Linked DNA regions of Homo sapiens: region 2 is linked to region 1. The links are chromatin loops, found by intact Hi-C in ENCODE. Cell type or tissue: PC-3. All regions are shown on one strand. Each heading gives the region's core, and the rest is flanking DNA. Links, peaks and the distances in the headings are about the cores only.

Region 1 (5,697 bases), core at 1,259-3,758:
CCTTCCCAGACCACCCAAAATGAGACAGTAGCTCCACCCCCATGACTCTTTATCCCATCTCCCAATCTGTGTCCTTTGTTGTATTTTTCACAGTCTGAATGATGTTTATGTGTTGACCTGCATGCTGTCCATCCTCATAGACTGGAACTTCCTGAGAGTGTCATGAGATCAGATGGCTCTTACTCACCGCTGTGTCCCAGACACCAGCACAGCAGCCTGTGTTTAAAGGTGGTCCGTCAATGTTTGTTAAGTGACTGGACAGATACGGAAGTGGACGGTTACACTGACAGTTTTTACAGGGGGACGTGTTGCTTTGCCTTTGACTTGTTCCATTGTCCTCGTATGTAACGTGGGCCTGACCGGGAAGAGGTGGTGCCTGGACATGACGAAAAACTTTCACACGATCTGTCGGACAACAAACCACATAAGTATCCCTTCTCTATCCGTTATTCTATACCTTCATGGATAAATCACTAGACCTCACGTGGGCACAGGAATTTTGAAATATATTTTTAAACAAATTGCTAATGTAGACAGCGATCCTAAAATATAGAGAGACATATAGACATTCACCCGAGCCCTGCACACTCTACACATGACTTTGCAATCCATCCTTCGAGGAAGTCTGCAGTGAAGACGGCCCTTCAGAACTGCGAAGAATTGAGTCAAGGGGCTGGACCTTTAGACCCCTGTGTTTACTACTAGTCTTTGGAGATGGAGGGACCCCAGGAAGGGTGACTGGGCAAAGCAGCTCCTGTCAGCCAGGGGCATTTTCTGGGGAGGGTCTCAGCTGTGAGCTCTCAGCAGGCAACCCCCTGGGCAGTGGGGCATGCGTGCCTGCTCCTGAAAGGGGATGTGGGGGACACATCCCAGCATCTGCTCCAAGCCATGAGTCTTTCTCACCCGGGCCATTGTGCAAAAGCTTCCCGACAGGCCTCCCTTCTTCCACTCTTGCCCTATTTACCTATTTTCCACACAGCAGCCAGAGGAAGCCTGTGAAACCCAGGTCAGGTCCTGTGCTTCCTCTGCTCAGAACTCTCCATGGCTCCCGCGTACTCAGAGTAAAACCCGGAGCTTCATGATAACCATGAGGCCCGCAGCTTCTGCCTCCAAGGCTTCTCTGGCCTCACCTCCCGCTGCTCCTCTCCTCACTCGGCCGCAGCTGTGGCTCCCTCCCCGGTTTTCCGGGAACATGCCAGCACACCTGTTGCTGGCTTTGTACTCACTGTTTTTTTGCCTGGAAGGCTCCACCCTCGATGTCATCCTGGCCCGCAGCCTCAGCTCCTCCAGTCTTGGCTCAAATGGTGGCTTCTCAGCAGGGTCTTCCCTGACCATCCTACTGAAAATCAACAACCACCTTCCATAGGGGGCTGAACAAGGGCCCCCCATATGTGTCCACATTAAAACCCCTGGGCCCTGTGTGTATGTCCATTGCAAAGGCGCTTTGCTGGTGTAAAGTGAAGGATCTTGAGATGGAAAGATGACTCTGGATGACCTGGGTGGGCCCAGTGTAATCACAGGGTCTTTATAAGAGGAGGGCAGGAGGGTCTGAGTCAGAGGAGCTGTAGTGACAGGGCAGAGACTGGAATCATGTGCTTGAGGATGGAGGAAGGAGCCACGCTCCCAGGAGTATGAGGGGCTCAAAAGAAAATACAGGCCAGACCAGCACTTTGGGAGGCCGAGGCGGGTAGATCACTTGAGGTCAGGATTTCAAGACCAGCCTGGCCAACATGGTGAAACCCTGTGTCTACTAATAATACAAAAAACATTAGCTGGACCTGGTGGTGCGCATCTGTAGTCTCAGCTACTTGGGAAGCCGAGGCAGGAGAATCACTTGAACCCAGGAGGCAGAGGCTGCAGTGAGCCAAGATTGCACCACTGCACTCTAGCCTGGGTGACAGAGCGAGACTCTGTCTCTAAAAAAAAGAAAGAGACAAAGACAGAGAGGAAAAAAAAGGAAGGAAGGAAGGAAGGGGAAGGGAAGGGAAGGGAAGGGGGAAGTGGAAGGGGAAGGGGAAGGAAGGGAAGGGAAGGAGGGAGGGAGGGAGGGAGGGAAGGAGAGGGAAGGGGAGGGAGAAAGAGAAAGAGAGGGAGAGAAGAAAGAAGGAAAGAAAGAGAAAGAAAGAAAGAGGAGGGGAGGGGAGGAGAAGGAAGGGAAGGGAAGGAGGGAAGGGGAATGAAAGGGAGGAGAAAGAGAAGGGAGAAAGGAAGGGAGGAAGGAAAGAAAGGAAAGGAAGAGAAGGGAAGGGAGAAAGAAAGAAAAAGAAAGAAAGAAAGGAAGAAAGGAAGAAACAAAGAAAGGAAGGAAAGAAGGAAGGAAATACAGACACTGAAAATGCAAAGAGTCCTGCCCTCAGGGCATCCAGCAGGAGCCAGCCCTGTTGACACCTTGACTTAGCCCAGTGAAACTGACGGCAGACTCCTGACCTCCAGAGCTAGGAGAGAGTCCATATGTGTTGTGTGAAGCTATCAGGTTGGTGGTGATTCGTCATAGCAACCACAGGAAGCTAACACACCCTCCCACATACCTGGAGCTTCCTATCCCCAAGCCTGCTGAATGTCTCCCTGTAGCATGGATTAGCAGCTGACATGCATACCTTTCACTGATTTGTTTATCCCTCTCCACTTACTGAATGTGTGCTCCATAAAAGCAGGAATTTTGTTTGTTGCAAGATCCCCTGCACCTAGCACAGTGCCTGGCAGATAGCAGGTGCTCAGCAAACATCCTCTGCAATGCTGCACTTGAGTCCTGAGGAGGGAGACGGAGCAGATCCTGGGATGAGCCAGGGGACAGAGCTCCAGGCAGAGGCAGCACCAAGGGTAGAGTCTGAGTCACAGCCAATCCCATCCTTCTAGATGGCTGCTGTAGGACCCATGGATAAAATTCCTCCTAGCCCTGCCTCCACAGAGAAGTCCCTTCAACTGAAGCCATGGAAGCTGGAAACTCACTTAAGAGCCCCTACAGTGAGAGATTAAGAGCATAGACCCTGAAGCCAGGCTGCCTAGGTTCAAATCTCAGCTCTGCCACTCACTAGCTGAGTGACTCTGGGCTAATTAATTAACCTCTCTGTGCGAATTTCCTCGTCTACAGAATAAGGATAATGATAGTGCCCATCTCATAGGGCTATTGTGAGGATTGAAATAGCTAATGCATTTAGCACAGTGCCTGGCACACAGTACACATGATCTACTGTTCCTATTTGGGTGGAAAAGTCCAGCAAGTTGCAAAGATTGCTAAAAAGCAATGAGAATATACCAGGGTGTCTAAACTGACAAGCAAAGGGTATGATTAAAAGACAAGCCAGGTTGGCAGCAGAACATTTGCTTTCCTTGGCCTGGGCCACAGACAAGGAATTGAAAGGTAGCCTGGCAACGCTTTGAGAAAAATTAATCACCCCTGTTGCCTGCCTGCCCCTGCCCATCCCATTTAACCTGCATTCCCCCGCCCCCTACCCTACCCCTAAAGGGATCCTGGAGCCTCCTGTTGCACAGGCCGGGCTGTGACATCCACAACACACCCCAGCTGGGCCCAGCAAGTTGTTTTCCAGCCCCATCTGCCCAGACACAGCCCTGTGAAGAGAGGGCCGAATGCAGAGCCAGGGCTGTGTTGACTGCAGAAGGGACGGAAGAAAATAGATGGGGTGCGGTCTGCACAGTGGGAGGTTGGTGTGTCATGTGGGTCTCACATGTGGCTTCCCTCCAACAAGCCCCCTGCAATCCCCGCCAGACGTAAGGAGGGAGGGGTGAAAGTGGGGTTTCCGCCAGAGGCAGCAGAGCTGAGGAGGGGCCCAGGCTGCAGGGACCTGTGTACAGGGCATGAGATGTCACCGGGGGCTTCCTACATGAGATGCAGTGAGTCATCAGGGTGCAGGGTGGAGGCTCTGAAGGAAGAGCCCAGGGGAATACAGGAAAAAGGTGACCTGAGAATCCATCAGCCACCACCCCAGTCCTTCCCTCCTCTGTCCAGGAGCAGGGCCAGGGCCCAGGAGACAGGGTGAGCTTTCTGCAGGAGGGACACCCGCCCTGAGAGGAACCTGGGCTGTCATAGCCGCACAGACACTGCAAGCCAGGAGCAGTGGCCACACCCGTAGAGCAGGGGTATCAGAAGGGGGCAGAAACACAAGCTTGTCACCTGAGGGCTGGGAGCATCTGTCTTTGTGGTGACCAAGGGGAGACAAAGCAAGTGACGGAGACGCCTTCTCTTCAGCAGTGGTTCCCTCTGCAGGTCTCCAGGGACAGTGGGTCTGAGGGGCAGGAATGGTGGGGGGCTGTCATGGGTGCCGCATTAGGATGTCCCCTTCTACCCTGAGCAGCAGGCAGTCCCCTCGAGGATTCCACGTCATCAGCCTCTGGCCCGAGGGCTTCCCAGCGCCTCCCTTTCTCCGTTTTGGGTGACTTGGGCAGGCACTGGCGTCTACATCTGTGCACTCTTGGCACCTGGTGGGTGCGACCTGGGCCCTCCCATCAGACACACTTCAATCTCATCCCACACAGCCCAGGGCCAGACCTTGGCACCTCATGCAGACTCAGACTACGCACCTGGGATCCGGGCACTGAGACTGCACGTGGCCTCTTCCCAGTGTCTCAGAGGGAAATGAGGCTGGAATTTCTCCTGGGACACTGGACACCCCGCATCTCATGGTGCTGCATAAGAGGATGCTTGGCCCTGCATCCTCCCTGCAATAACCATCATTTAATCAGGCCAGAAGAAGTGGAGAAGGCGCGGCCCATGGGACAGCCATGTGTTCAAAAGCAGCCCCCACCCATGCACAAGCAGCCCTCAGAGGTGTCCAGGCAGCTCCAACCAGCAGATAACGGGCACCCAGAATGTGCAGAGCCAGCCCAGATTGCAGCCTGGATCTCAATTTGCAAGAAAGAACTTGCCAGCTTGAGCAGCTGCCACGAGTCCCAGCGGCTTGGCAGTTTCTCCTGGAGGCTGTTCGCAGAGCCAGACCAGGGACGGGGTCTTGGCCACTATGGGTCCCCGCAGTCTGCACCGAGCTTGGAGTCACCAGGCTGATTTCACGGATGTTTATGGAGCCTGCAGGAGACCATAGCTTAGTGTGTCCCCTGCTAATTAAAGGACAACAGCCAGTTGTTCCCCGTCAGAGATTACAAAGGATGAATGCTTTGGACCCAGGGAGCGGATGGGAGCATATCAGATGCCAAAACCTGGTGCCTGCCACCTGGCATTCTTTGGAAGTGACCCTTTGTGGAGCATTGGCCATTATCGGGGAGATGGGTATTGGGGAGCCTCCCTCTCAGCTCTGGGGTCTCAACTCTGCCCACATAGGGCAGGAGGACGATGTCCTGAAGCTGTGCCTGTCCTTGCCCAAGGAGGGTTGGGGGCTTTGCAGGGGGGTATGTGAATGCCTGCAGGCCTAGGGGTCAGGGGACCCGTGCAGGGCTGGAAGAGGGGTTCTCGGCCACAGGACAGCCCTGCTTCTGCCAGTGAAGCCATGTGTGGAAATACGGCTCAGCATTGCTCAACCTTCCAGCAGCCAGGACACCCTGGGTTTGAGTCCCTGCTACAGATAAAAGAACCGAATCTGACCATTTGTCTCCAGCCATTCTCAGCCTCTGCCTCTCTCCCCAGCCCCTCTACCAGGTGTTCAAGGAAAGCAGAGCCCAGAACCTGTCGTGTAGGGCCTTGGGCTTTCCACGGCCTGATCAGTGCTAGTCTCTGGGGAGCACTTT
Region 2 (5,697 bases), core at 1,120-3,619, 67 kb after region 1:
GTGCAGACTGCGGGGGCCCACAGAGGCCAAGGGGAGCCCCCGCCCCCGGTCTGGCTCTGAGAACAGCCTCCAGGAGAAACTGCCAAGCCACCCGGACTCATGGCAGCTGCTTAAACTGGCAAGTTCTTTCTTGCAAATTGAGATCCAGGCTGCGATCTGGGCTGGCTCTGCACATTCCAGCCACCTGTTTTACCTGCTGGTTGGAGCTGCCTTGGTACCTCTGAGGGCTGCTTGTGTGTGGGTGGGGGCTGCTTTTGAACACATGGCTGCCCCGTGGGCCGCGCCTTCTCCACTTCTTCTGGCCTTATAAAATGATGGTTATTGCAGGGAGGATGCAGGGCCAAGCATCCTCTTATGTAGCGCCGTGAGATGTGGGGTGTCCAGTGTCCCAGGAGAAATTCAAGCCTCATTTCCCTCTGAGACACTGGGATGGGGCCACGTGCAGCGTCTTAGTGCCTGGATCCCAAGTGTGTCGTCTGAGTCTGTGCATGAGGGGCCAGGGCCAGGCCTTAGGCTGTGTAGGACGGAATTGAAGCATGTTTGATGGGAGGGCCCAGGTCACACCCACCAGGGGCCAGGAGTGCACAGATGTAGATGCCAATGCCAGCCCAAGTCACCCAAAATGGCGAAAGTGAGCTGCTGGGAAACCTTCGGGCCAGAGGCTGATGACGTGGAATCCTGGAGGGGACTGCCTGCTGCTCAGGGTAGAAGGGGACATTCTGATGCGGCACCCGTGACAGCCCTCCAGTGTTCCCGCCACCCAGACCCACTGTCCCTGGAGACCTGCAGAGGGAACCACTGCTGACGAGAAAGTGTCTCCGTCACTTGCTTTGTTTCCCCTTGGTCACTGCAAACACATGCTCACAGCCCTCGGGTGACAAGCCTCTTTCCGCCCCCTTCTGATGCCCCTGCTCTATGGGTGTTGTCACTGCTCCTGGCTTGCAGTGTCCTGTGTGGCTATGACAACCTGGGTTCCTCTCAGGGCCGGTGTCCCTCCTGCAGAAAGCTCACCCTGTCTCCTGGGCCCTGGCCCTGCTCCTGGACAGAGGAGGGAAGGACTGGGGTGGTGGCTGATGGATTCTCATGTCACCTCTTTCCCATATTCCCCTGGGCTCTTCCTTCAGAGCCTCCACCCTGCACCCTGATGACTCACTGTGTCTCATGTAGGAAGCCCCCGGTGACATCTCATGCCCTGTACACAGGTCCCTACAGCCCGGGCCCCTCCTTAGCTCTGCTGCCTCTGGGGGAAACCCCACTTTCAGCCCTCCCCCTACTCCTTACATCTGGCAGGGATTGCAGGGGGCTTGTTGGAGGGAAGCCACATATGAGACTCACACGATGCACCAACGCCCACTGTGCAGACCGCACCCCATCTATTTTCTTCCGTCCCTTCTGCAGTCAACACAGCCCTGGCTCTGCATTCGGCCCTCTCTTCACGGGGCTGTGTCTGGGCAGATGGGGCTGGAAAACAACTCGCTGGGCCCAGCTGGGGTGTGTTGTGAATGTCACAGCCCGGCCTGTGCAACAGGAGGCTCCAGGATCCCTTTAGGGGTAGGGTAGGGGGCGGGAGAGTGCAGATTAAATGGGATGGGCAGGGGCAGGAAGGCAGCAGGGGTGATTAATTTTTCTAGAATCGTTGCCAGGCTACCTTTCAATTCCTTGTCTGTGGCCCAGGCCAAGGAAAGCGAATGTTCTGCTGCCAACCTGGCTTGTCTTTTAATCATACCCTTTGCTTGTCAGTTTAGACACCCGGTATACTCTCATTGCTTTTTAGCAATCTTTGCAACTTGCTGGACTTTTCCACCCAAATAAGAATCATGTGTACTGTGTGCCAGGCACTGTACTAAATGCATTAGCTATTTCAATCCTCACAATAGCCCTATGAGATGGGCACTATCATTATCCTTATTCTGTAGACGAAGAAATTGGCACAGAGAGGTTAATTAACTAGCCCAGAGTCACTCAGCCAGTGAGTGGCAGAACTGAGATTTGAACCTAGGCTGCTTGGCTTCAGGGTCTATGCTCTTAATCTCTCACTGTAGGGGCTCTTAAGTGAGTCCTCAGCTTCCATGGCTTCAGTTGAAGGGACTTCTCTGTGGAGGCAGGGCCAGGAGGAAGTTTATCCATGGGTCCTACAGCAGCCATCTAGAAGGATGGGATTGGTTGTGACTCAGACTCTACCCTTGCTGCTGCCTCTGTCAGGAGCTCTGTCCCCTGGCTCATCCCAGGATCTGCTCCTTCCCCCTCCTCAGGACTCAAATGCAGCATTGCAGAGGATGTTTGCTGAGCACCTGCTATCTGCCAGGCACTGTGTTAGATGTAGGGGATCTTGCAACAAACAGAATTCCTGCTTTTATGGAGCACACATTCAGTAAGTGGAGAGGGATAAACAAATCAGTGAAAGGTATGCATGTCAGCTGCTAATCCATGCTACAGGGAGACATTCAGCAGGCTGGGGGATAGGAAGCTCCAGGTATGTGGGAGAGTGTGTTAGCTTCCTGTGGTTGCTGTGACAAATCACCACCAACTTGATAGCTTCAAACAACACAGATGGACTCTGTCCTAGCTCTGGAGGTCAGGAGTCTGCCGTCTGTTTTACCGGGCTAAGTCAAGGTGTCAGCAGGGCTGGCTCCTGCTGGAAGCACTGAGGGCAGGATTCTTTGTGTTTTCAAGTGTTTGTATTTTTCTTTTTTCTTTTCTTTTCTTTCTCTTTCCTTTCTTTCTTTCTTTCTTTCTTTCTTTCTTTCTTTCTTTCTTTCTTTCTTTCTTTCTTTCTTTCTTCTTTCTCTTCCTTCCTTCCTTCTCTCTCTTTCTCACTTTCTCTTTCTTTCTTTTCTTTCCTCTCTCTCTTTTTCTTTTCTCTCTCTCTCTTTCTCTCTTTCTTTTTAGGCAGACTCTTGCTGTGTCGCCCAGGCTGGAGTGCAGGGGTGTGATCTCGGCTCACTGCAGCCTCTGCCTTCTGGGTTCAAGCGATTCTCCTGCCTCAGCTTCTCAAGTAGCTGGGACTATTGGCATGCACCACTATGCCCAGCTAATTTTTGTATTTTTTAGTAGAGATGGGGTTTCAGTATAAGTTGGCCAGGCTGGTCTCAAACTCCTGACTTCGGGTGATCTGCCTGCCTCGGCCTCCCTAAGTGCTGGGATTATAGGCATGAGCCACCGCACCCGGCCTGTATTTTCTTTTAAGCTCCTCATATTCCTGGGCTTGTAGCCCCTTCCTCCATCCTCAAGCACATGATTCCAGTCTCTGCCCTGTCATACAGCTCCTCTGACTCAGACCTTCCTGCCCTCCTCTTATAAGGACCCCTGTGATTACACTGGGCCCACCCAGGTCATCTAGAGTCATCTTTCTATCTCAAGATCCTTCACTTAACTACATCAGCAAAGCCCCTTTGCAATGGACATACACACAGGGCCCAGGGGTTTTAATGTGGACACATATGGGGGGCCCTTGTTCCACCCCCTACAGAAGGTGGTTGTTGATTTTCAGTAGGATGGTCAGGGAAGACCCTGCTGAGAAGCCACCATTTGAGCCAAGACTGGAGGAGCTGAGGCTGTGGGTCAGGATGACATCGAGGGTGGAGCCTTCCAGGCAAAAGAACAGTGAGTACAAAGCCGGCAACAGGTGTGCTGGCATGTTCCAGGAAAACCAGGGAGGGAGCCACAGCTGCGGCCGAGTGAGGAGAGGAGCAGCAGGAGGTGAGGCCAGAGAAGCCTTGGGGGCAGAAGCTGCGGGCCTCATGGTTATCATGAAGCTCCGGGTTTTACTCTGAGTACGCGGGAGCCATGGAGAGTTCTGAGCAGAGGAAGCACAGGACCTGACCTGGGTTTCACAGGCTTTCTCTGGCTGCTGTGTGGAAAATAGGTAAATAGGGCAAGCGTGGAAGAAGGGAGGCCTGTCGGGAAGCTTTTGCACAATGGCCCGGGTGAGAAAGAATCATGGCTTGGACCAGATGCTGGGATGTGTCCCCCACATCCCTTTCAGGAGCAGGCATGCATGCCCCACTGCCCAGGGGGTTGCCTGCTGAGAGCTCACAGCTGAGACCCTCTCCAGAAAATGCCCCTGGCTGACAGGAGCTGCTTTGCCCAGTCACCCTTCCTACGGTCCCTGCATCTCCAAAGACTGGTAGTAAACACAGGGGTCTAAAGGTCCAGCCCCTTGACTCGATTCATCACAGCTCTGAAGGGCCGTCTTCGCTGCAGACTTCCTCGAAGGATGGATTGCAAAGTCATGCGTAGAGTGTGCAGGGCTCAGGTGACTATCTATATGTCTGTCTATATTTTAGGATCCCTGTCTACATTAGCAATTTGTTTAAAAATATATTTCAAAATTCCTGTGCCCACGTGAGGTCTAGTGATTTATCCATGAAGGTATAGAATAACAGATAGAGAAGGGGTACTTATGTGGTTTGTTGTCCGACAGATCGTGTGAAAGTTTTTCGTCATGTCCAGGCACCACCTCTTCCTGGTCAGGCCCACGTTACATATGAGAACAATGGAACAAGTCAAAGGTAAAGCAACAAGTCCCCCTGTAAAAAACTATCAGTGTAACCGTCCACTTCCATATCTGTCCAGTCAGTTAACAAATATTGACAGACCACCTTTAAACACAGGCTGCTGTGCTGGTGTCTGGGACACAGCAGTGAGTAAGAGCCATCTGATCTCATGACACTCTCAGGAAGTTCCAGTCTATGAGGATGGACAGCATGCAGGTCAACACATAAACATCATTCAGACTGTGAAAAATGCAATAAAGGACACAGATTGGGAGATGGGATAAAGAGTCATGGGGGTGGAGCTACTGTCTCATTTTGGGTGGTCTGGGAGGGCCTCTCTGAGGAAGTGACATGTGGACAGAGTTCTGAAGAATAAGAAGGGGCTGCCATGGGTGATTTGAGGGAACAGCATGCTAGGTGGAGGGAATAGCAAGTGTAAAGGCCAGAGATCAGGAGGATCAAATATGAGGCCAGGGTATCCAAGAAGTCAGGACAGTGCTAAGAGATGGGGATGCAGAGACACTGTGAGGTGAGATAGAAAGAGAAGGGAGTCGGCCTGGCACGGTGGCTCACGTCTGTAATCCCAGCACTTTGGGAGGCTGAGGCAGGTGGATCACGAGGTCAGGAGATCAAGACCATCCTGGCTAACACGGTGAAATCCCATCTCTACTAAAAATACAAAAAATTAGCCGGGTGTGGTGGTGGGCACCTGTCGTCCCAGCTACTCGGGAGGCTGAGGCAGGAGAATGGCGTGAACCCAGGAGGTGGAGCTTGCAGTGATCCAAGATCGCGCCACTGCACTCCAGACTGGGAGAGAGAGCGAGACTCTGTCTTAAAAAAAAAAAAAAAAAAGAGAGAGACGGGAGCCAGGCATGGTGGCTGACACCTGTAATCCCAGCACTTTGGGAGGCAGAGGTGGGCAGATTGCTTGAGCCCAGGAGTTTGAGATCAGCCTGGGCAAAGTGATGAGACCTCGTCTCTACACACACACACACACACACACACACACACACACACACACACACACACACACACACACACAAAGCCAGATGTGGTGGTGCATGCCTGTGATCCCAGCTACTTGGGAGACAGGAGGATCACTTGGGCCTGGAAGGTTGAGGCTGCAGTGAATCAAGATCATGCCCCTGTAATCCAGCCTGGGTGGGTGACAGAGCAAGAACCTGTGTCCAAGAAAAAAAAA

What was found. Peaks named below come from ENCODE experiments on the same cell type or tissue, not always from the same donor. Only the 100,000 strongest peaks of a DNase experiment are listed, where the experiment ranks them.
Region 2: a loop joins it to region 1, with 4 times the contacts of the local background. A loop is called at or near these places in 4 of 110 quality-filtered maps.

The regions. Positions count from the first base shown.
Region 1 is chr20:47,841,953-47,847,649 of GRCh38, forward strand. LOC105372636 (a long non-coding RNA gene) reads right to left here and starts at 1,317. Exons shown (of 3, transcript XR_936785.3): 1 at 1,227-1,317; 2 at 188-405. RefSeq lists a silencer at 60-260. In PC-3, for the core only: no CTCF peak of the experiment used is centred there; DNase peaks (open chromatin) are centred at 2,449 and 2,789; H3K27ac peaks cover 2,447 bases.
Region 2 is chr20:47,908,739-47,914,435 of GRCh38, forward strand. No RefSeq gene overlaps it. Among named protein-coding and RNA genes, the nearest start is that of LINC01523, 72 kb to the right of the region's middle. In PC-3, for the core only: no CTCF peak of the experiment used is centred there; DNase peaks (open chromatin) are centred at 1,183, 2,233 and 2,513; H3K4me3 peaks cover 322 bases; H3K27ac peaks cover 2,500 bases.